7 separate regions of the Homo sapiens genome follow, and regions 1, 2, 4, 5, 6 and 7 are each linked to region 3. Evidence: chromatin contacts called from ENCODE Hi-C or POLR2A ChIA-PET data. All regions are on one chromosome and are shown on one strand. Each heading gives the region's core, a stretch centred on a gene start or an enhancer-like site at or near the end of the contact. The rest is flanking DNA. Distances are from core to core; before and after follow the strand shown. Region 1 has its middle 33 kb from the start of MIR4679-1. Region 2 has its middle 16 kb from the start of FAS. Region 3 has its middle 44 kb from the start of CH25H. Region 4 holds the start of IFIT1 (interferon induced protein with tetratricopeptide repeats 1). Region 5 holds the start of IFIT3 (interferon induced protein with tetratricopeptide repeats 3). Region 6 holds the start of IFIT5 (interferon induced protein with tetratricopeptide repeats 5). Region 7 holds the start of ACTA2-AS1 (ACTA2 antisense RNA 1).

Evidence for each region. Hi-C counts contacts between places; a loop is a spot of excess contacts on that map. ChIA-PET counts read pairs that join two places held with the same protein, here RNA polymerase II (POLR2A). Pooled maps may share reads with other maps.
Region 1: a loop to region 3 is called in a pooled map, with 7 times the contacts of the local background. The contact joins two enhancer-like sites. A Hi-C loop is called at or near these places in 13 of 37 single-sample maps with no recorded cell type and 12 of 50 pooled maps. POLR2A ChIA-PET finds 5 or more read pairs at or near these places in 1 of 52 experiments (MCF 10A).
Region 2: a pooled map shows a loop between it and region 3 (3-fold over the local background). The contact joins two enhancer-like sites. A Hi-C loop is called at or near these places in 1 of 37 single-sample maps with no recorded cell type and 6 of 50 pooled maps. POLR2A ChIA-PET finds 5 or more read pairs at or near these places in 1 of 52 experiments (activated naive CD8-positive, alpha-beta T cell).
Region 4: a loop to region 3 is called in a pooled map, with 5 times the contacts of the local background. The contact joins the promoter of IFIT1 here to the enhancer-like site in region 3. A Hi-C loop is called at or near these places in 2 of 37 single-sample maps with no recorded cell type and 7 of 50 pooled maps.
Region 5: a loop to region 3 is called in a pooled map, with 3 times the contacts of the local background. The contact joins the promoter of IFIT3 here to the enhancer-like site in region 3. A Hi-C loop is called at or near these places in 6 of 37 single-sample maps with no recorded cell type and 12 of 50 pooled maps. POLR2A ChIA-PET finds 5 or more read pairs at or near these places in 2 of 52 experiments (both activated T-cell).
Region 6: a loop to region 3 is called in a map with no recorded cell type, with 11 times the contacts of the local background. The contact joins the promoter of IFIT5 here to the enhancer-like site in region 3. A Hi-C loop is called at or near these places in 2 of 37 single-sample maps with no recorded cell type and 7 of 50 pooled maps. POLR2A ChIA-PET finds 5 or more read pairs at or near these places in 2 of 52 experiments (T-cell and activated naive CD8-positive, alpha-beta T cell).
Region 7: a loop to region 3 is called in a map of CD4-positive, alpha-beta memory T cell, with 11 times the contacts of the local background. The contact joins the promoter of ACTA2-AS1 here to the enhancer-like site in region 3. A Hi-C loop is called at or near these places in 1 of 168 maps with a recorded cell type or tissue (CD4-positive, alpha-beta memory T cell), 1 of 37 single-sample maps with no recorded cell type and 12 of 50 pooled maps. POLR2A ChIA-PET finds 5 or more read pairs at or near these places in 1 of 52 experiments (BJ).

The regions. Positions count from the first base shown.
Region 1 is chr10:89,028,568-89,031,267 of GRCh38, forward strand. No RefSeq gene overlaps it. Among named protein-coding and RNA genes, the nearest start is that of MIR4679-1, 33 kb to the right of the region's middle. Within about 2 kb of position 1,409, at least 5 of the 41 ENCODE cell types and tissues checked have a DNase peak (open chromatin) inside an H3K27ac peak, as active enhancers do.
Region 2 is chr10:88,973,677-88,976,376 of GRCh38, forward strand. It overlaps a transcript of ACTA2 not described here and a transcript of FAS not described here. Among named protein-coding and RNA genes, the nearest start is that of FAS, 16 kb to the right of the region's middle. Within about 2 kb of position 1,440, at least 8 of the 41 ENCODE cell types and tissues checked have a DNase peak (open chromatin) inside an H3K27ac peak, as active enhancers do.
Region 3 is chr10:89,162,417-89,165,116 of GRCh38, forward strand. No RefSeq gene overlaps it. Among named protein-coding and RNA genes, the nearest start is that of CH25H, 44 kb to the right of the region's middle. RefSeq lists an enhancer at 1,163-1,212. Within about 2 kb of position 1,400, at least 9 of the 41 ENCODE cell types and tissues checked have a DNase peak (open chromatin) inside an H3K27ac peak, as active enhancers do.
Region 4 is chr10:89,391,294-89,393,993 of GRCh38, forward strand. IFIT1 (interferon induced protein with tetratricopeptide repeats 1) reads left to right here and starts at 1,330. Exons shown (of 2, transcript NM_001548.5): 1 at 1,330-1,424. The coding sequence starts at 1,420. It also overlaps a transcript of LIPA not described here. RefSeq lists a silencer at 165-326 and enhancers at 879-928, 1,159-1,208, 2,010-2,059.
Region 5 is chr10:89,326,668-89,329,367 of GRCh38, forward strand. IFIT3 (interferon induced protein with tetratricopeptide repeats 3) reads left to right here and starts at 1,330. Exons shown (of 2, transcript NM_001549.6): 1 at 1,330-1,411. The coding sequence starts at 1,407. It also overlaps a transcript of LIPA not described here. RefSeq lists an enhancer at 1,098-1,337 and a silencer at 1,658-1,707.
Region 6 is chr10:89,413,225-89,415,924 of GRCh38, forward strand. IFIT5 (interferon induced protein with tetratricopeptide repeats 5) reads left to right here and starts at 1,344. Exons shown (of 2, transcript NM_012420.3): 1 at 1,344-1,579. The coding sequence starts at 1,575. It also overlaps a transcript of LIPA not described here. RefSeq lists enhancers at 1,201-1,510, 2,121-2,220, 2,321-2,390.
Region 7 is chr10:88,931,345-88,934,044 of GRCh38, forward strand. It overlaps ACTA2-AS1 (ACTA2 antisense RNA 1), which reads left to right and starts at 1,340. Exons shown (of 5, transcript NR_125373.1): 1 at 1,340-1,615; 2 at 2,297-2,542. RefSeq lists an enhancer at 931-1,030.

The sequences.
Region 1 (2,700 bases), core at 159-2,658, 130 kb before region 3:
TAAAGTTATACAAAGAAAATTCTAAGAAATCAGGAGGCTATTGTTAAGAACACTTGCAATCTTTAACGTCCTGCTAGGACTAAAAAATTGTGTCTATCCTCTTCCTACTTTGAAATTTGAGTTTGATAGATAGGGTTTCAGCAGCAACTTGGAGATGCTAAACAACAAATAATATCAGATTCACTCTGGAGGCTGCAGCAGAAAGATCATCAAAGATATGGTTTGGAAGATGTGACTTGAGGGGAATAAAAATGAAGTTATTGAACCAAAATTAGCCCTGTTTATGGGTTTGTTCATTCATTCAATAAATGCTTATTGTATTTCTACTCTGTGCCAGGCACTGTACTAGGTCTGGCTTATATACATGGTTACCTCCTGGAACCATTAGTCAAGAGGCAGACACTAATGGGATAGTGACACAGTTAAATGCTAAACACAACTTTGGCAGATGTCATTAGAAGAAAATGTAATGTGGGAGCATGACAGGAGGACTTGACTTAGTGTGTGAAGTCAGGAAAGTGACCAAGGATCTGAAATCTCACGAAACGAAGGTCTTGCTAAAGGTTCCCTGGCAGGAGCAAGAAAGAGGAGCAGAGAGATTGGAGGAAAGGAGATCAAGAACAGCCTGAAGCCTGTTCATGTGGGGGTAGTCACTGACTGTGGCTTTACTTATACAGCAGCTTGGGAGGTTTGACATTCAAGGCAGGAGAAGTACTTGTAAAGATTGCCCAAACTGAGGACTTATTAATAGCTGACAACTTCCACAGATTCCTGGGATGGCTTGAGCAAACTTTTTTGTTATCTTGAAGGCTGAATGTTTCATGTTTTTGTCCGCCTAGCCATACAGCACTAGCTGTGTTTGGGGCCCTCCACGTAATTCTGTGGTCTGTATCATGTGTCTGCCAAGTGAAACCCCCCATGAAGATTTTCTTGTGAATTTCCAGATGTTAGTGTGTTGAAATTGAATGGAGAAGAGTCCCTCTTATCTCTGTATATTCCTGGGAATTGAAAGGGATGGCGGTCCCTCTTCCCAACATTGAAATCAGCCTTGGCTTCTTCAGGAAGATTTTGTAACTATGACAAATATATATATATATATTTTTAAAATTTTCATTTTAGGGCCAAAGTTCTAGAAAGCTAGACATGTGTCAGCTGCAGAAAGTATCCACCGAGATGAATGGTTTTGGCTCTGCTGGCTATTGCATGGCATGATGACCTCGTGTTCCCAGCCCTAAATGAGTAAATTAACCTCAGCTAGGAGAAAAAATCTTAGCTACAAAACCAAAGGCCAAAGTCCAGAGGACTCGTCAGCTTCATCAGTAGAGAGTGAGTATAGCTCAACACAAATCCATCACTGAAAGCAGTGCAACCAAGGCAGCGGCGAGGTTGGTGGGGGCTGGGAGGAATCAACTTCTCTAATGACAGACAAGGCTGTGCTTCACTTCCACATGGCCACAAGGTGGCAGTGTTTCTCCTGGTACTAAAATTTGCCCCTGCTTGTATGAAAAAGACTTATTCCCTATGGAAACAATGTCTGTCATTTCACATTTTGATTCATTTTTTTTCCTCAACAGAGAAACAGGCCAGCATGGGGTAAGGCAAGGATTAAATGTGAAATCGGGTAGTCCAGGTTCTAATTCTAGCTCTGCCGTGAACTAACTGTATAACTTTGGATTTACCATGTCTGAGTTTCAATTTGCTCATCCACAAAATGGAGATACATCTCGCCTGCTCTTCTTATAATTGTCAGGCACAATAATAAACTATATATGCAAGTGTGATCAATTATAACGTACCATAACACTGGTTCTTAACTTTTAATATAAGAATCACATGAGGAAATTTTAAAAATACACACCCTCAAGGCCCAGCTTCTAAAGATGTTTCAAGAAGTCCAGGCCTATGCCTTAGAGTTTGTATACTACTACATATTCATCTGCAGGTATCAAGATGATGAAGGCCTAGGGACCACAATTTGAGAAACTACACTATGCAAATATATACCAGTAGAAAGTGAGAGGTTAAGGCACAGAAGTTTCTCTTACCTTTTCATGTAATGGTATTTATTTTTCTCTATTTTGAGTAAAAGTTTTACAAACACTCCACTACCCTTAGATTAACTAACTGAGGGCAGAAGTCTATATTTTATTCACCTCCTTATGTTCACAGCAATTGTTAGGATGTTAATTGGATAATAATCAGATAACAATGGTTATCTGAATCTTTGATGGAGGTAATCTGTAGAGCATCCCTAGCAATGTCACTCCATTTACAGGGATATTTGGTGATAGGACCTGGCAGACTCAATAGAATTCACCTGAGCTTTGCCTTTGTACCCCCATGGGCTCATTTTTGTCACCTAGTAAGTGACCAGTGCCATTTAGCAATTGCTGAATCATGGGCTTCACTGTGCTGAAACAGTTGTGCAGGAAATTTAGCAATGAGGTTCCATAAAACTCCCGGAGTTTTCTGTCACTATGGTTATCACAGATCACCAGGGCTTTTCAACCAGCACCGGCAGTATTTTCAGGGTCTTTAAGAGAGACTTAGCCCCCTTACTCCTCAGAGGGTGCTCCCTGCTGAGCTGTTGCCCTAAGAGAGGGTCTAGTTCAAAGGTGAATATAGCAGGAGAGATGTGCAGTCTGGCACCTTGGGCCTGTGGCCAGGGTACAATAGCTCGAATGTGATATCCCCAGCACC
Region 2 (2,700 bases), core at 190-2,689, 190 kb before region 3:
CACCCATATTCATTTCTGCTACTGAACCAAAGCCTTTTCCAAAAAAATCATCTAGCAAACTGTTTTTGCCAGGCCAAATATTAACAGGTATATATATTTGCATACATAAATATTTACCTCTATGTCTTGTGTGTTTTTGTTATGAGACAGAGTCTCACTCTGTCGCCCAGGCTGGAGTGCAGTGGCACAGTCTCAGCTCACTGCAACCTCCACCTCCCAGGTTCAAGCGATTCTCATGCCTCAGCCTCCCGAGTAGCGAGGACTACAGGCGTGCACCACCACGCCCAGCTAATTTTTGTATTTTTAGTAGAGATGGGGTTTTACCCTGTTGGCCAGGGTGGTCTCGAATTCCTGACCTCTGATGATCTACCCGCCTGGACCTCTCAAAGTGCTGGGATTACAGACATGAGCCACTGTGCCCTGCCTCTGTTTTGTGTATTTACATAAATACATGTCTCCAGAGCTTTAAATTCTTCTTAAATTTTAAAACTAGAACTAAACCAGACATTGAGAGGACCCAGAAATATACCCTGACTAACGTGGGTGGAATTTCATTTGGCTTGACTCTTTGGTGAAAAAAAAAAAAATCAGGCTCTCAAGGACTCAATTTGGTGAACCAATGCCAAATAGAAAAATGTTCTTGACATTTTCCCCAAAATAGATGTCTAAAGATTTTGCACTTCAAATTGGTACTTTATGTATTAAAAGTGATATTGAAACTAAATTCCTACCCAATTAGTTGAAAAATATGAAAAAAGCAATTGCTAGAGAATGCAATTTATTAAATGTTGGTGGTCTTTTAAAAAATGAATTCCTCTTGTAGCCAGTGAGATCAGTTATTTATTTATTTATTTTAATAGTAACAAGGTCTCACTATATTGTCCAGGCTGATCTTGAACTCCTGGCCTCAAGCTGTCCTCCCATCTCAGCTTCCCAAAGTGCTGAGATTATAGGCATGAGCCACCATGCCTGGCTAGTTAATGGTTATTAAGTAATACAAACATTTCTGTGAATTCCACCAGATCATTGACTTTGGCATAGTTCACTTAAGACTTTGTTTGATAAAATAAATCTCTTTCACTCTAATTAGGAAGCATTTTTGGGATCCTGATTAATGCTCTAATATTGTGGGGCCAAAAAATATGTGGAACGTGGCCCTGCAGTTAGATGAGCTGAGATCACTATAGTACTATATAGCGCTCTAAATCCTAAATGCTAGATCACTGTAATACTGTACAGATCAGCCACTTGCTGGCTTGTGACTCTGGGCCATTTACTTCACCTCTCAAAAGGCATATTTAAAGTGAGGAAAATAATAAGTTTATTTTGGAAATTCAGTTAGATGATGCAAATTGTTTACTGTAATTTCTAGCATGTAGTTCGTGCTCCATGCATTTAACTGTTATTACAGGTTGTATTAGTATCACATTAAATTACCCACTGAAGTGAAAGTGAAACCAGAATGCTGTCAACGATTAAAAAAAAAAAAAACTCTCAAGCAAGAGCAAACAATGATACTGCCTCTACATTTTCCAAATCTTTGAATGCTTGGCTATTTTAAGGTTTGTGAGGAAAAGATTGCTAAATTTATACAAAAGGAAGGAGATAAATCAGAGGCGGAAGAAACCGTGTACAGAGCAGCGTGTGCATTTGAATGAGGTATTAGCTCCATGCAGAAAAATTAGTTGAGAAGGACAATAGTACTGTCATACTTTTTAAAAACTGAAAGTACCTGAAAGTGTTTGTTTTTTTCTTATTACAGACTAGACATAATAACAATTTTCCTGTCATTCCTGCTTTCCCAGTTCTCCAATACGTAAAGAATCAGGTGGAACAGTAGAGATGGTACAGGAAGGGGCATGGAGAGCAAAGGGAACTATCAGCAAATAAATGTGTGGGCTCTGGGCTTAGGAAAATGGGGCCCTGACTACTTTTCCACTGGATCGTAAGTTCCATGAGAGTAGGATTTTTTTTTTTCAATGTTGGTCAATGCTGCGCCTCCAGGTCATAAAACAGTGCCTGGCACATATTGGCCTCTTAATAAATATTCGAGAATTAAAGAAAGGCCACAAACCAGGAGATACTTGACAGAGCAGGAGGTGACTTGGTGACTTGAGCTTTTGAGGCTCACCTCCATTGAATCTGTCCTCTATGCTTAGATTCGGGGAGTTTTTAGTGCACTATCAGTATACAGTACTACTCCCATTGTGTTATACCATAATACTATGCAGTGAGATTAATAGAAGCCAAATTTCTTTCCTCTTCATTTGGCTGACAAATTAATTGTCACCAAAATCTGATGTCTCTTTCAAGTTTGAGGCAAGGTCAAATGACCCAGCCACTGAATCTTATGTCCCATCCCGATTAGGACCCAACCATACATTACTATTATCAATTAGTTATAGTGATAATATAATGTGTAATACAGGGGTGTCCAATCTTTTAGCTTCCCTGGGCCACATTGGAAGACTAAGAATTGTCTTGGGCCACACATAAAATACACTAACACTAACTATAGCTGATGAGCTAAAAAAAAAATCGCCAAAAATCTCATAATGTTTTAAGAAAGTTTACGAATTCGTGTTGGGCTGCATTCAAAGCCATCCTGGGCTGCATGTGGCCCACGGGCCGTGGGTTGGACAAGGTTGGTATAATAGATAACATATAATTAATATATTGATATTATCACAAATGCCAGAG
Region 3 (2,700 bases), core at 150-2,649:
ATTTTATTTTTAGATAAATGCTTATGGTGTACTGGTTAAGGCACCAGGTTTTTCAGTTATAACAATCTTTACTTGAATCTCAGCTTTGCCTCTTTTATACAATGTGACTTTTGGCAAGTTGTTCTCTAACTAATTCTTTCAGCTATAAAATATGGATATTAAACTACATCTGGAAGAATTATGAAGCATAAATAGGAACATACAGGAAAGTGCTTAGCATGGAGTTGGGGTATGAAAAGAACTTAATAAATATCAGTTATTCTCATCATTTTTATTTGATTCTGTGATAAAGGTCAAGGCAATTGTTTTCTGTAATGTTAGCAACATCTTACTGCTTAATTCTTTTATGTCTGTTGGTTGGTTGATTTGTTGCTGAGTTAACTAGTTGCTTTGTTTGGTTTGGATGTAAGCAAAACAAAGGATCATCCACCAGACCCCTCTTTGAACTTTTCTGGTATATATCATAAAACCCATTATGTAATGGCTCCAATTTGCTGCAAAGAAATGAACTGCCAAAGTATGATGTTACTTGCTCATGATATATTTAGAGATTATAACTTCTAATTTATTTTGAATTTAGCAGTGAACCTAAGGTTAAGAGGTGGCAGCAACTAATTTCCTCTGCTTATTTTCTTAATTTTTATTGTAACGATTGCATTCTTAGTATAATTATCTGTAAAAAATTGTTGTCTCCTCCATGAGATTACCTATAATCACGTTAAGTGCAAGACTCCATACCTAACACAGTGCCTGGCTCATAGTAGATGCTCAATAAACATTCCATGAATAATAAATGGAATATCTATTGCACATCTAATGTATGCCCTGAAATTATTTAATTTTTAAAACAATCATGCAAGGTAAATGTTATTATTCTCATTTCACAGATGAAGCAGTTGAACTCAGAGTTAATGAAGCTGCCAAAGAGACTGAAATTACATGACCTAAACTCAGGCTGTAGTAACCTTGGTGCTGGTGGCTGAGGCAGGACTGGCCCTGGATAGAATGTAGTAAGTGTGGGTCTCAGCTTGGCACTTCTCAGAGGCAGCTTTCTATTCTCCTCCCTGGTAAGGCCAATCTTAGTGGTTACCTTTATGTAAAGTAGAACTATGTCCTGTGCCAAGCAAGATAAGCAGCTCTATGCATGTCCCTAAGAAGCTAAAATAGATGCTCATCATCCCAGTCTGCAAATTAAGCCAAAATTTCAGTGTCACTAGCAGTCAACTCTCCAAAGACAAATAGGTTGTAATCTAGTTTCAGAAAGGAAAAAGTGACTAGTTGTCTGAAAGAACTGACATCACCTGCAAGCTAAGTACCTTTTCCTGTATCTGTGGGCTTTCTGCTCACCCTGGCTGTCTTGCTGTGCTCACTTGTACCAGATGGACGGCGAAACAAGACTTGCCAGGAAACTGAAACTTGCAACCAAACGAGAGAGACCAATTGCCAGACAGCGTGTCTCAACACTGCTCCGTCAGCACACAACTTATGTAATCGCCTGTTTATGCAACAGAGTACATGAATTTTAATTGATAGCACTGTTAGGTTTGATTCAGTGTCATCTAGTAGAGAGTTCTTCACTGGAAATTCTACTTGTGGTTCTACCACTAAATTTGTGGTATTAGGGGGTGGGAGGAAAAGTCAGAACCAGCTCTGTTTGCAATAATGCAACTCAATGCTGTATTCAAGGAGAAGTGGAGTGAACAGAGGGATGCTTCTTCAAAGTTGAACACATTGGAAAAAATGAAGAATTTGTAGCAGGGTTAGAGGAAATACAATAAGATATCAAGAACCTTATAACGTCTAAGTAACCAAAGCTGAGACAAGAGTGTTAGAAAAAGGAAGCTGTGTCTTTAGAACTAACAGTAAGTATAAAGCTCTCCACAGAGGAAGCATCTGCGCGCTTAGGTCTCACTTTAAATATCAGATCCTCTAGGAAGCCTTCACTACTTCCCCTACACCCCAAAACTGACTTAAAGAGTCATTGTGTGTGTTCAAGTAGCACCTTCTCTTCCACCTGTTATAGCCTGCATTGCACAACATCCTAACCAATGGCTTACTTGTCTCTCTTTCCACAAGTGTCAAAAATTTACCAGGACAGTGCTGGGACCTCATTCACTGTCATGACCCTTGCACCAAGCTCAAATCCTGGTATGTAATGAGCACCTCGGAAGAATTTGTTGAATTAATGAATAAACAGTGTCCCATGTTACACAAAATAGTGATGATCCCACTGAAGACCATCAAAGCCAAAGATGAAGGGAACATAAAAGAAGATATAGAACAACAAGAAGGAAGAGGAGGAAGAGTTGAAGGGAAAAGAGTTGGAGCAAGGAGAGGAAGGTGAAAAGAAATGAAGAAAGAGGATGGTAAGGAAGAAGAGGAAGGGAAGAGGAGTTGAATGGAGAAGAGGAGGAAAGAGGAGAAGGAGGAGGAATGATGAGGAGGCTGAGAATAAGAGATGAATGAGGAGGAGGAGGAGGAGTAAAAACAGCTTCAAAGAAAAGAAGTAGGAATAAACTCTGCCTCACAGAATATCATGACAGACATAAGGCTTATCCTCCAAATGGAAAAAAATGCGAAGCAATAGAAGTACTTGGAGGATCCCAAGCACTTCCAGGTAATGGTATGCAAAGTCCTGCAGTGGGAATGGTAGCAGCTGTGTGGAGTCCTGATATGGCCACTAGGGATGTCTTACTGGAG
Region 4 (2,700 bases), core at 80-2,579, 230 kb after region 3:
GCCTCTACCTCCTGGGCTCAAGTGAGCCTCCCACCTCAGCCTCCTGAGTAGCTGAGACCACAGACACACACCACCACACCCAGCTTTTTTTTTCAGTTTTTTTGTAGAGTTGGGGTCTCCCTATGTTGTCCAGGCTGGTCTACAATTCCTGGGCTCAAGTGATCCTCCCGCCTTGCCTTCCAAAATACTGGGACTTACAGGCCTGAGCCAATGCACCCGGACAACAATTTTTTATTTTTTATTTATTTATTTTTTTAGACGGAGTCTCGCTCTGTCACCAGACTGGAGTACAGTGGTGTGATCTCGGCTCACTGCAACCTCTGCCTCCCAGGTTCAAGCAATTCCCCTGCCTCAGCCTCTCGAGTAGGTGGGACTACAGGTGCACACCACCACACCCAGCTAATTTTTTGTATTTTAGTAGAGAGGGGGTTTCACCATGTTGGCCACGATGGTCTCCATCTCCTGACCTTGTCATCCGCCCACCTTGGCCTCCCAAAGTGCTGGGACTACAGGCATGAGCCACCGCACCCAGCCAAGAATCATTATTTTTAACTTGATGACTGAAAATAATAATAATAATAGTTACCACTTATTTGCATGCTTCTATGTGCCAGGTAGTTGCTAACTATTTAAACTCAAATTCCATGAACTGTAGTGGAGGTTGTACTGGAATTTGATTCAGAATGACAGTGTCCATGATGGAGCAATAGAGGGCTCTCTATTTCAAACCATACCTCCTTGCTTTTACCTCCTGCCTAAGTCATCAGGGGTTAGAAGGCTTTCTAGGTATTGGTCTCTTTCCTTCATTCCTAAACCAGATTGGTTGCTTATTTCCGTCAAGCTGAAACCAAAAGTAAGCAACCAAAAAGCAACCAGCAACCAAAAGCCTTGTTACTCAATTAATTAAGAGTAGATTTTTATATTTGATAGTAGGTTCCTTCTAAATATAGAAACTGAAAATAGAGCTATCTCCTTCAATTCTCCTTTTTCTGTGTATTCATCCAGAATCCAGCCACCAACTGCCACAATAGGCAGCAATGGACTGATGTTCTTTAGGGAGGACGTGAATCTCGTTCCAAATGCTGGCCAGTCATTGGGTTTCTGCAGCACTAGAAACATCTATGGTTGCAGGTCTGCAGTTTATCTGTTTTAAAATAGAAACAAAGTTTCATTCCCCACCCCCCCCCGTCAGCAGGAATTCCGCTAGCTTTAGTTTCACTTTCCCCTTTCGGTTTCCCTAGGTTTCCAACTTGCAAGGACACACCCACAGCTTACACCATTGGCTGCTGTTTAGCTCCCTTATATAACACTGTCTTGGGGTTTAAACGTAACTGAAAATCCACAAGACAGAATAGCCAGATCTCAGAGGAGCCTGGCTAAGCAAAACCCTGCAGAACGGCTGCCTAATTTACAGCAACCATGAGGTAAGGATTTCTTTGCTCCTCTGCCATAATGTCTAAAGTTTTTGAAAAAATGGTAATTAAATACTATTTCAACAGGTTAGATCTCAGTGAGGTCAGGTTTTCTAATTCCTCGATTTGAGTATCTGCTTATGGACTGAATGTGTGCATGCATGTGTGTGCACGTTCACACATACATAAATTGTTTAATGCATTTTTATGTTTGTTAGCATGAACTTGAGGAAGCTTACCTCATGCTATAGCCCAAAGAAGGGGAGGGAAATGGGAAAAGAGTTTTGCAGGAAGGGAGAAAATGATCCCAATCTGAGAGATTCTTTCCCATCAGATTCACTTCTGTCTGATATGGGGAAGGAATGGACAGCTTGTCTGAGTAGAGGCATTGCTTTCTGCAGGTTCTTTACCACAGAGAAAAAGCAGGACCCACAAGAATGTGAAAGCCTCAGTCTTGCAGCCTCTCTGATGTCTTGTGGGTAATACAGTGGAGATGTGGTAGGAAAAGCTCACAGCCTTCCTCCATAGGCTTCTGGTCTCACTTTCTGCACTGCTGGCCTCTTACAACAGGTTTTCGCAATCAGGCTGAGCTTAAGATAAACAGATTGCCTCCTCCCTGGAAAATCTAGGCTCTTGGTACGTCCTTGACTGAAGATGATCCACATCTGCTTGGGAAGATCCGTATCTTCCTTACCTAAAGGGCCTAATGTGGGAATTTCTCAGCTGATTTAAAAACCATTACTTAGGCCGGGCAAGGGGGCTCATGCTTGTAATCCCAGCACTTTGGGAGGCCAAGGTGAGCAGATCGCCTGAGGTCAGGAGTTGGAGCCCATCCTGGCCAACATGGTGAAACCCCATCTCTACTAAAAATACAAAAATTTGGGCATGGTGGCACATGCCTGTAGTCCCAGCTACTTGGGAGGCTGAGGCAGGAGAATCACTTGAACCTGGGAGGCGTAAGTTGCAGTGAGCTGAGATTGTACCACTGCACTCCAGCCTGGGCAACAGAGCGAGACTCCGTCTCAAAAACAAACAAACAAACAAAAAATCCATTACTTAATACTGATTTGTAAATTTTCCCCTCAGTGCTCCAGTTGGCAAAATTTTGAAGAGGTAAAAATTCCAGAAAATGCACATTACAGGCCTATGATGAACCCTCCTCTGTAAACAGATGGAGTTGGTACTGATAATTAAAATAATAATAATATTAAATGTTATAAAGGTAGTTATCACTTCTTGAATTCGTATTAAGTGACAGCCTGGCTTCTAAAAGTGTTATGTAAATTAT
Region 5 (2,700 bases), core at 80-2,579, 160 kb after region 3:
TCAAATATCTCATGTACCCCATAAATATATATATCTACTATGTGTCCACAAAAAATTTTTAAAAATAATAAGAATTGGCTTAAAAAATGCTGTTTCCTGGGCCCCACCCTAGACTGATGGTCAGATACCTAATGTTGACAAAAAAAGTCAAACTCTGTAAAACATTTGAAGAGATTTATTCTAAGCCAAATATGAATGACCTATGGCCTGTGACACAGCCCTCAGGAGATCCTGAGAACATGTGCCAGGCCACAACTTGGTTTTATACATTTTAGGGAGACATAAGGCATCAATCAATACATGTAAGGTGTACATTGGCTAGGTCCAGAAAGGTGGGACAATTGGAAACAGGGAAGCGGGGCAGCTTCCAAGTCATAGGCAGATTCAAAGATTTTCTGATTGACAATTTGTTGAAAGAGTTATTATCAATAGAAAGGAATGTTTGGAGACATCCAATAGAAATTCAATAGACAATCATTAGAAAGGAATGTCTGGGTCGTGGAGACCAAGGTTTTATTATGCAGATGAAGCCTCCAAGTAGCAGGCTTCAGAGAGAATAGGTTGTAAATGTTTCTTAATACACTTAAAAAGAGCATGTTCTGGCTGGGTGCAGTGGCTCATGCCTGTAATCCCAGCACTTTGGGAGGCCAAGGTGGTTGGATCACCTGCTATCAGGAGTTCAAGACCAGCCTGACCAACATGGCGAAACCTCGTCTCTACTAAAAATACAAATATTAGCCGGGCATGGTGGTGGGTGCCTGTAATCCCAGCTACTCGGGAGGCTGAGGCAAGAGAATCACTTGAACCCAGGAGGCAGAGGTTGCAGTGAGACGCAATCATGCCACTGCATTCCAGCCTGGGCAACAGAGTAAGACTCTGTCTCAAAAAAAAACAAAAACAAAAACAAAAAAAGAGTGTGTTCTATTAGTAATTCCAAAAGGAAAAAGGATGTAATGAGGCATATCCAGCTTCCCCTTCACATCAGTTTTCAGGTTAACTTTGGAATGCCCTTGGCCAAAAGCAGGGGTCCAGTCACATGGTTGGTGAGTATGGCCTTAGAATTTAATTTTTTGGTTTACATTAGGAATGCTTCCACATTCTCTCAAACAAATTTTAGTCACAGTTTTGAATAACGTACTCTGGCTCAGCCATTGCAGGTCTCAAGCCGTTAGGTTTCATTTTCCTCCTCCCAACGATTTTAAATTAGTTTCACTTTCCAGTTTCCTCTTCCTTCCCCTAAAAGCAATTACTCAAAAACGGAGAAAACATCAGCTGATGCGTGCCCTACTCTCCCACCCCTTTATATAGTTCCTTCAGTATTTACTTGAGGCAGACAGGAAGACTTCTGAAGAACAAATCAGCCTGGTCACCAGCTTTTCGGAACAGCAGAGACACAGAGGGCAGTCATGAGGTCAGTGAAATAAGAATGCATAATCATGCTTGTTTTTGAGTGCAAATTGTAAGTTGAGTTTCTTACTGTGCAGGCACATTCCTGAATTGTCCTGATGTTTATAGATTCAATATGTCTTTATCAGTCTGAGCATTTGTAAGATGTTTGAGGGGTTTTTCCCTGTGGCTTTTTTTGGTGTACACACAGGCTTCTTAAGTTTCTGGAATGGTTCCCTACGGAACTACATGGGGGGAGGCAGGGTGGGGAATGCATCAGCTCATGTTTCCTCCCTGTGTGCAGCTATTTCCTGCAATGAGAGGAAGGCTTGGCAGGAGCGGTGTATTTCACTCAGCCACAAACTTGGCTGATTCAAGGGTAGACCTAAGGGAATTACTCTTTTGGGTTTTTCTGTTATTGTCATTTTGTTTGAAAAGATTAAGTCACAGGCTTTTTTTCTTGTAATTTTAAAAGGAGGAATTTATTTTCAACAGATATTGTGAAAGATACAATCAGTACTGCAAACCCACTCATGAAGAAGGCAATTTTGCCCTGAAACGTTGCATTACTTTAAGGTGGGAAGTGGAAGAAACAATTCTTACAAATGGGCATTTTTGTCATTTCTTATATAAAAACAAACCCAAAGCTTAGCATTTATTTTTATTGATGTAGTGAATGCTGGTCAGCAGCAAAAAAAGAATTTCTCCTCAAAAGTGTAATGACCTAATCTATTATCTAAAACTAGTCTAATCTCTAATGGTGGGAAGCAGATCAGTGGTTGCCTGGAGATGGTGGGGATTGAGTAGGAAGGCTCCCAAAAGAATCTTTTTAGAATCATAGGAATAGTCTATAGGGAGGTAGTGATGGTGGCTACATATGCATAAACATTTACCAAAACTCATCAGACTATACACTGAAAATGGGTGCATCTTATTGTATATAAAGCATAATCTCAGTAAACTTGATTTTTAAATTTATATATTGACCTCCTGGAGTTCTTCAGGGGATAGCATGTTAGGGAGAACTAAGAGAAAAGGATGCCTTTCCCACCAAGCATCTCTAGGAAAGGAGTGAGGAGGTGATTGCCAGGGAGGGAAGACCCCATCGACCATTCAGGGGGGCAGAAAAGGAAAACTGGATTCCCTACCTTACTCTGCCCCAAGGACTTGAAGATGCTCTGCAATGTCATGTTTGGGGATGAGATGGGTAAGAGGAATTCACTGCCAAATACCTCAGTATATAGAATACCCTTTTATATAGAATAAGTTCCTGGTCAAGAGTGATGTTAATTGTGTCTGTGTGAGTGGGATTGA
Region 6 (2,700 bases), core at 94-2,593, 250 kb after region 3:
CAAATGTAAGTTTTCTATTAACTTATCAGTTTTTAAATTTATATTAAATTAAAAATCAGGTTCTTAATAGCCACAGGTGACCAGCAGTTTCTGTATAAGACAGTACAACTGTTAGAAGTGATTGCTTTAAATGAGGCACTCGCTTCAGGCACTAAGTTTTGAGGGGTGGGGTGCCAGAAGCTCAGTGATCAAGGTAGACAATATTTCAATGCAATATGTTTTTAAAAATTCAAAATCAGGCCAAGCATAGTGGCTCATGCCTGTAATCCCAGCATTTTGGGAGGCCACGATGGGCGGAACAATATTTAAGGTTTAGAAAAATATTTGTGCCCAGGTGTTGGAGACCAGCCTGGGCAACATGGCAAAACCCCGCCTCTACAAAAAATAAATTAATTAGCCCGACATAGTGGTGCACGCATATAGTCCCAGCCACTCAGGAGGCTGAGGTGGGAGGATCGCTTGAGCCATGAAGGTTGAGGCTGCAGTGAGCTGTCATCTCACCACTGCACTCCAACCTGAGTGACAGAGTGAGACCCTGTCTCAAAAAAAAAAAAAAAACCAAAATCAATGCAAAAGATGAATTATGGACAGGATATTGAGGTTTTGAATACAGACATTAACTCAATAAGGGTAAGGCCCGTGTCTGTTTTCTTTATTGTTATATTGACAGTACTTTGAACAAAGTCTGGCTCTTACAGTTGTTTGTCAATATTTGCTGAATGAATTCAAAGGGGACAAAATGTTTAAGGTATGGGTGTTTGACATTTTCTGCCTAGATCCCCAATACCACTCTTGTCTTTATTGGGTCCTTATTACAAAGCACCATTGGCGAAGGTATGGAAGAGAAGCAGTCTCCTACAATTGTGGGTAAGAGTGGATTTTTAAAGCTATTTGGCAATATCCGTCAAAACTTAAAATGTATATAGATTTTAGCTCCAAATTTCTCAGTTTACACCCAACAGAAATAACAGCATAGATGTATAGCATTGCAGTGTTGCTTGTTGAATCAAAAGACTGGAGTGGAAGCAGGGACTTAAGTTTCCGCCTGTAATCCCAGCACCTTGGGAGGCAGAGGCGGGCGCATCCCTTGAGATCACGACTGGGTGACACAGTGAGACGCTATCTCAAACAAACAAACAAACAAACAAACAGTTACACGGGCAGCATGCGAACTCAGCGTACTCAGGGAGGCAGATAAAAGCCGAGACCAAAGTGAAGGAGCCCAGCTGCAAATTCAACTCCGAAAGACCCTGGACTCCGCAAACGTCTGGCCGCGGCTCTTGAGCTCTTCTATTAAGTTTCGGTTTCTGAAGCTTACGTTTAGTTTCGATTTCTTAAGTTTCAGTTTCTGAGCGCTCGGCATCTGATTCAATCTCCAGTTTCCTGTTCTTGCTGGGGCTGGGGTCTCTCCTTTAACAAAGACACGCCGCGCGGCCGAGTCCAGGGGCTGCAGAGGCCTGGCGCGCGCACGCGCACGCGCACGCCCACCGCGCGGCTTCCCGCGGTCCCCGGTGCTGAGGAGAGAGCGATCCGAGGGACTGCGCCGCCCGGACGGCCTGCAGAGCGCTGCCATCATGAGGTAAGGGTTTTCCTTTGCCTCTCCTCCCAAGCCCTGCGTCGGCCTTGGTTTCAAACCGGGCTGCTTTTATTCATTTCCAGCGCAGTTCTGCGGCCTTTTCAGGGGCCGAGCCCCTCGCGCCCAGCAACCGGGCATCTGCGTTGGGGACCCTCCCCGGGCGCTCTGTCCCGGCGCGCGGCGTCTGAAGTCGGGCCTGCCGGGGAGGGTGGCCGAGTGGACGCTTCTCGGGAGTCCGGCCCCTCCCCAGCGCCTAAGAAGGCCGGTCAGGGAGGAGGAACAGGAGATGCTCCCCGGGAGCCTGTCCCATCCCTGGCGTCTGCGGTCGGGACTGTCAGGGTATGTGCCGGGCGACGCTCCCCCGGAAGGCCTGTCCACCCATCGCGACCCGACGGCTCTTCTCGGCAGCGGCGACGGTGACCGTGCTGGGTCCGCGGCCGCCGCCTCCGGGAAACTGGTCAGCGCCTGCAGAGCCCCCAGGCGCTGTTCCGGGGGCAGCTGCTACGTGCCACGGGTCTCCTTAGGCCTGTCGCGTGCCTCTCTTTCCAGCTGCCATTCCCTCGGTGTGGCATACGCGGTTTCGCCGCAGCCCTGCAGGCGTCAGGTTCGCCTGCCACTGCCAGTTTGCGTTTCTGATTTCTGGGTCTGAGTTCTTCCCTTCCCAGGAGCTACCTCTGTACCAAGCACAGATTGTTATCGTCCCACCCAATCCGCTGTTTTATGAGGATTTCTTTATCTGTTTCCTTTACTGATTTAGTATGATGGCGTCCTTTTCTTGATCATTTTGTATCCCCAGGGGCTAGCACCCCGCCCTGCACGTGGTTAGTGAACCTTCCGCATTTAATGAGTTGAGGAATGAGATGTTAAGGTCTTGGGCTCTAAAAGCAGATAGTCCCTTGTTCTAAATCCGGACTGAACTCCTACTAGTTGAGTGATCCCAAAGTTTCTCAAACTCTGTGAGTCTGTTCCTTATTTGTAAAAATTAATGGTGTCCATCTCTTGGGACTGTGGAAAAGGACAGTAATAAATCCTATCAGTTGACTGCTTAGCACATAATACTTGCACAATAAATGTTAATTATTCCCATTATAAGTTTAAAAAAAAAGTTTAAGTGCCACCCACAC
Region 7 (2,700 bases), core at 90-2,589, 230 kb before region 3:
TCCCAGGTATGCAGCACTTTTACATCTCTGGGCCTCTGCTTGGAACACATCCCATGCAGGTCCTACTTCCCCTTCCCAAACCTTAACCCCTTCTAGCCCCCAGCCCTTTTTTTTGTCTACTCAATTCTTACCCTTTAAGCTTCTGCTTAAGCACTATCTTCTCAGGGAGGCAGCCTCTCCTGAGCTCCTGGCTCAAGTTAGAGCCCATGGCTATAAAAGCCAGTACCCCATATAATTCTTCTTTTGAACCCCTGACAATGTACCCAACTGCTTATTTAGTGCCCATCTTCCTCACTTGGCTGCAGGTTCCATCCAGGCAGAACCTTGCCTAGTTCTATTTCCTTGACACTGCTCTCTGTCCTAGCTCATAGTGCTCTTCAGACATTACTTAAGTTGACTCTGCTCTCCCAGGAATAAACATTACTTCATACTCTGAAAAGGAAGAACCCTATCTCAGGCTGCCCCATTTTCTCTCCCTCTCTCTTTTTTTTTTTTTTTTTTGGCTGTCTCTTTCTGAATAAACTGAGCTGCGCTGCAGCAATGGCTTCTGGTTGCCTGCAAGTGTGTGTTGGTCCAGACAGCCTCCTCCCTAACTACAGTCAGACGTTCTTCTCCAAGCTGTTCTGTTAGAAATTCTTCTAAAGAGAATTTCCTAGCTACACAAATGATACCACATTAACAACAGAGGATTATTATTATTATTATTATTATTATTATTTTGAGGCGGAGTTCCACTCCTTTTTGCCCAGATTGGAGTACAATGATGCGATCTTGGCTCACTGCAACCCCTGTCCCTGGGTTTCAAGCAATTCTCCTGCCTCAGATGCCTGAGTAGCTGGGATTACAGGTGCGTGCCACCACGCTTGGCTAATTATGTATTTTTAGTAGAGATGGGGTTTCACCATGTTGGCCAGGCTGGTCTTGAACTCCTGACCTCAGGTGATCTGTCTGCCTCGGCCTCCCAAGACAACAGAGGATTATTTTTAAGTAAATAATGCCTCTTCCCACACATCTGCTCACAGTAATGGCAGCATGATGTGAATTAATGTCATTAGAAACCCATGCTGTCCTCCAGAGTTGCAAAAGCCTGTCATAGGAAAATTTTATAGTCATAGAAGGATGTTCCCCTCCTTTGAGAGTCTGGTTTGCTATTGTTAGAGGAGAGAAGAGGATTCAGAAGGCTGCCAAACCTGTATGTTGCTGGTTTTGTCTCCTCTGGAGATTGGTGTGACGCTCATGAAGGGGACTCAGCCACCTGTGCAAAGCCCAGCCCTTTATTAAGTCACTGGGCATCTCATGGAGTCAGGGGATGAATTACTGATAGATGACTGGGAGGAGGGTGCTTAGGCACTGCAGTTGAGTGGCTCACAAGGAGCTAAAATTTCACTAATGCGTATTCAGTGGGTGGTTCTGGTTTGCCTGATTTTTGCCTCTGGGCATGGCTGTTTCAGCCTGAGAGGCTGTTCCAAGAATGTTGCTTTACTAGGAGCTCATGCCGCCTGGTGGTAAATATGAAGTACAGCAGTGCAACAGACCAGTTTTACTCCAAGGAAACCCTGTAGAGATGACAGCAATGGTTGGTGATTTCTGCCTCAATTATGAAAGTGATCTGGTGGCAAGTATCTGCACACTAATCCTTAAGTTTAAATCTAGTGGCTATGAGGTGCCCCTGCATGGCAAGCATGAATTTGCAGCTGGAAGATTTCCCTCGATCATATTCCAGTGGTTCTTAAATTTTGATGTACATAAGAATCACCAGGGAAATCTGATTGAAGTTCAGGTTTCCAGCTTCAGCTCCAGAGATTCTAGCTCAGCGGGTGTTAGATGTGACCCAGGGCTCTACCCATTTAAAATGAGCTTCCGATGAGGTTGGTCCGTGTAGCCTATTCTTTGGGAAATGCTGGCCTAATGGCTAAAAACATGAATTGGAAACCAAGCACAAGAAGGAGCAAGCTGATACTTCTGCCAGCAGCATGACATTGGGCTGCTGCTAGCCTCAGTTACTCTTCTGTAAAAAGGCAGTAATGGCCAGGTGCTGTGCCTCACGCATGTAATCCCAGCACTTTAGGAGGCCAAAAAGTGGGAGGATCGTTTGAGCCCAGGAGTTCAAGACCAGCCTGGGCAACATGGCAAGATCCCATCTCTATTTTTTTTTAAAGTCAGGCAAAATTCACAGGGCTGTTGCAGGAGAAAATGGGATCCTAATATAAAGAGCTTGATTCAGGCTCTGGTCATGGCAGGCACCAGTACATCCCAGCTCTTATTATTTGTGGTATTAATCCTAATTATCTGCAAGTTACAGGGCCAGAGAAGACTAGGGGAGTTCGGGTTTTCTAGACCAAACAGACACTCAGTCCTGGGCCTGGAGGTCTCTGCAGTGAGGTGCTGCCACAGACAGAGCCACCTTAACTCCTCAGGACAACCAGTGGCTTCCGACACACACTATGCACTGGAGGGCAAGCAGCTCTCAGCTTGGGAGCAACTGAGGATGGTGAACAGCCTGGGCAAGGAGTGCTCTGAGGCTAAGACCCTGAACAGCAGGGTCAGTATTTTTTTATATCTTTGTGCCTTTCAGGCCAAATGGAAGTTGGTAGCTCTCCTATCCCATTGCATTTCTAGAGCAATCTCTGTCTCCTCAATTATAAAGTGCGCTGATAATACTTCCCCAGATAGTTGTGAAGAACAGCTGAGAGATGATAT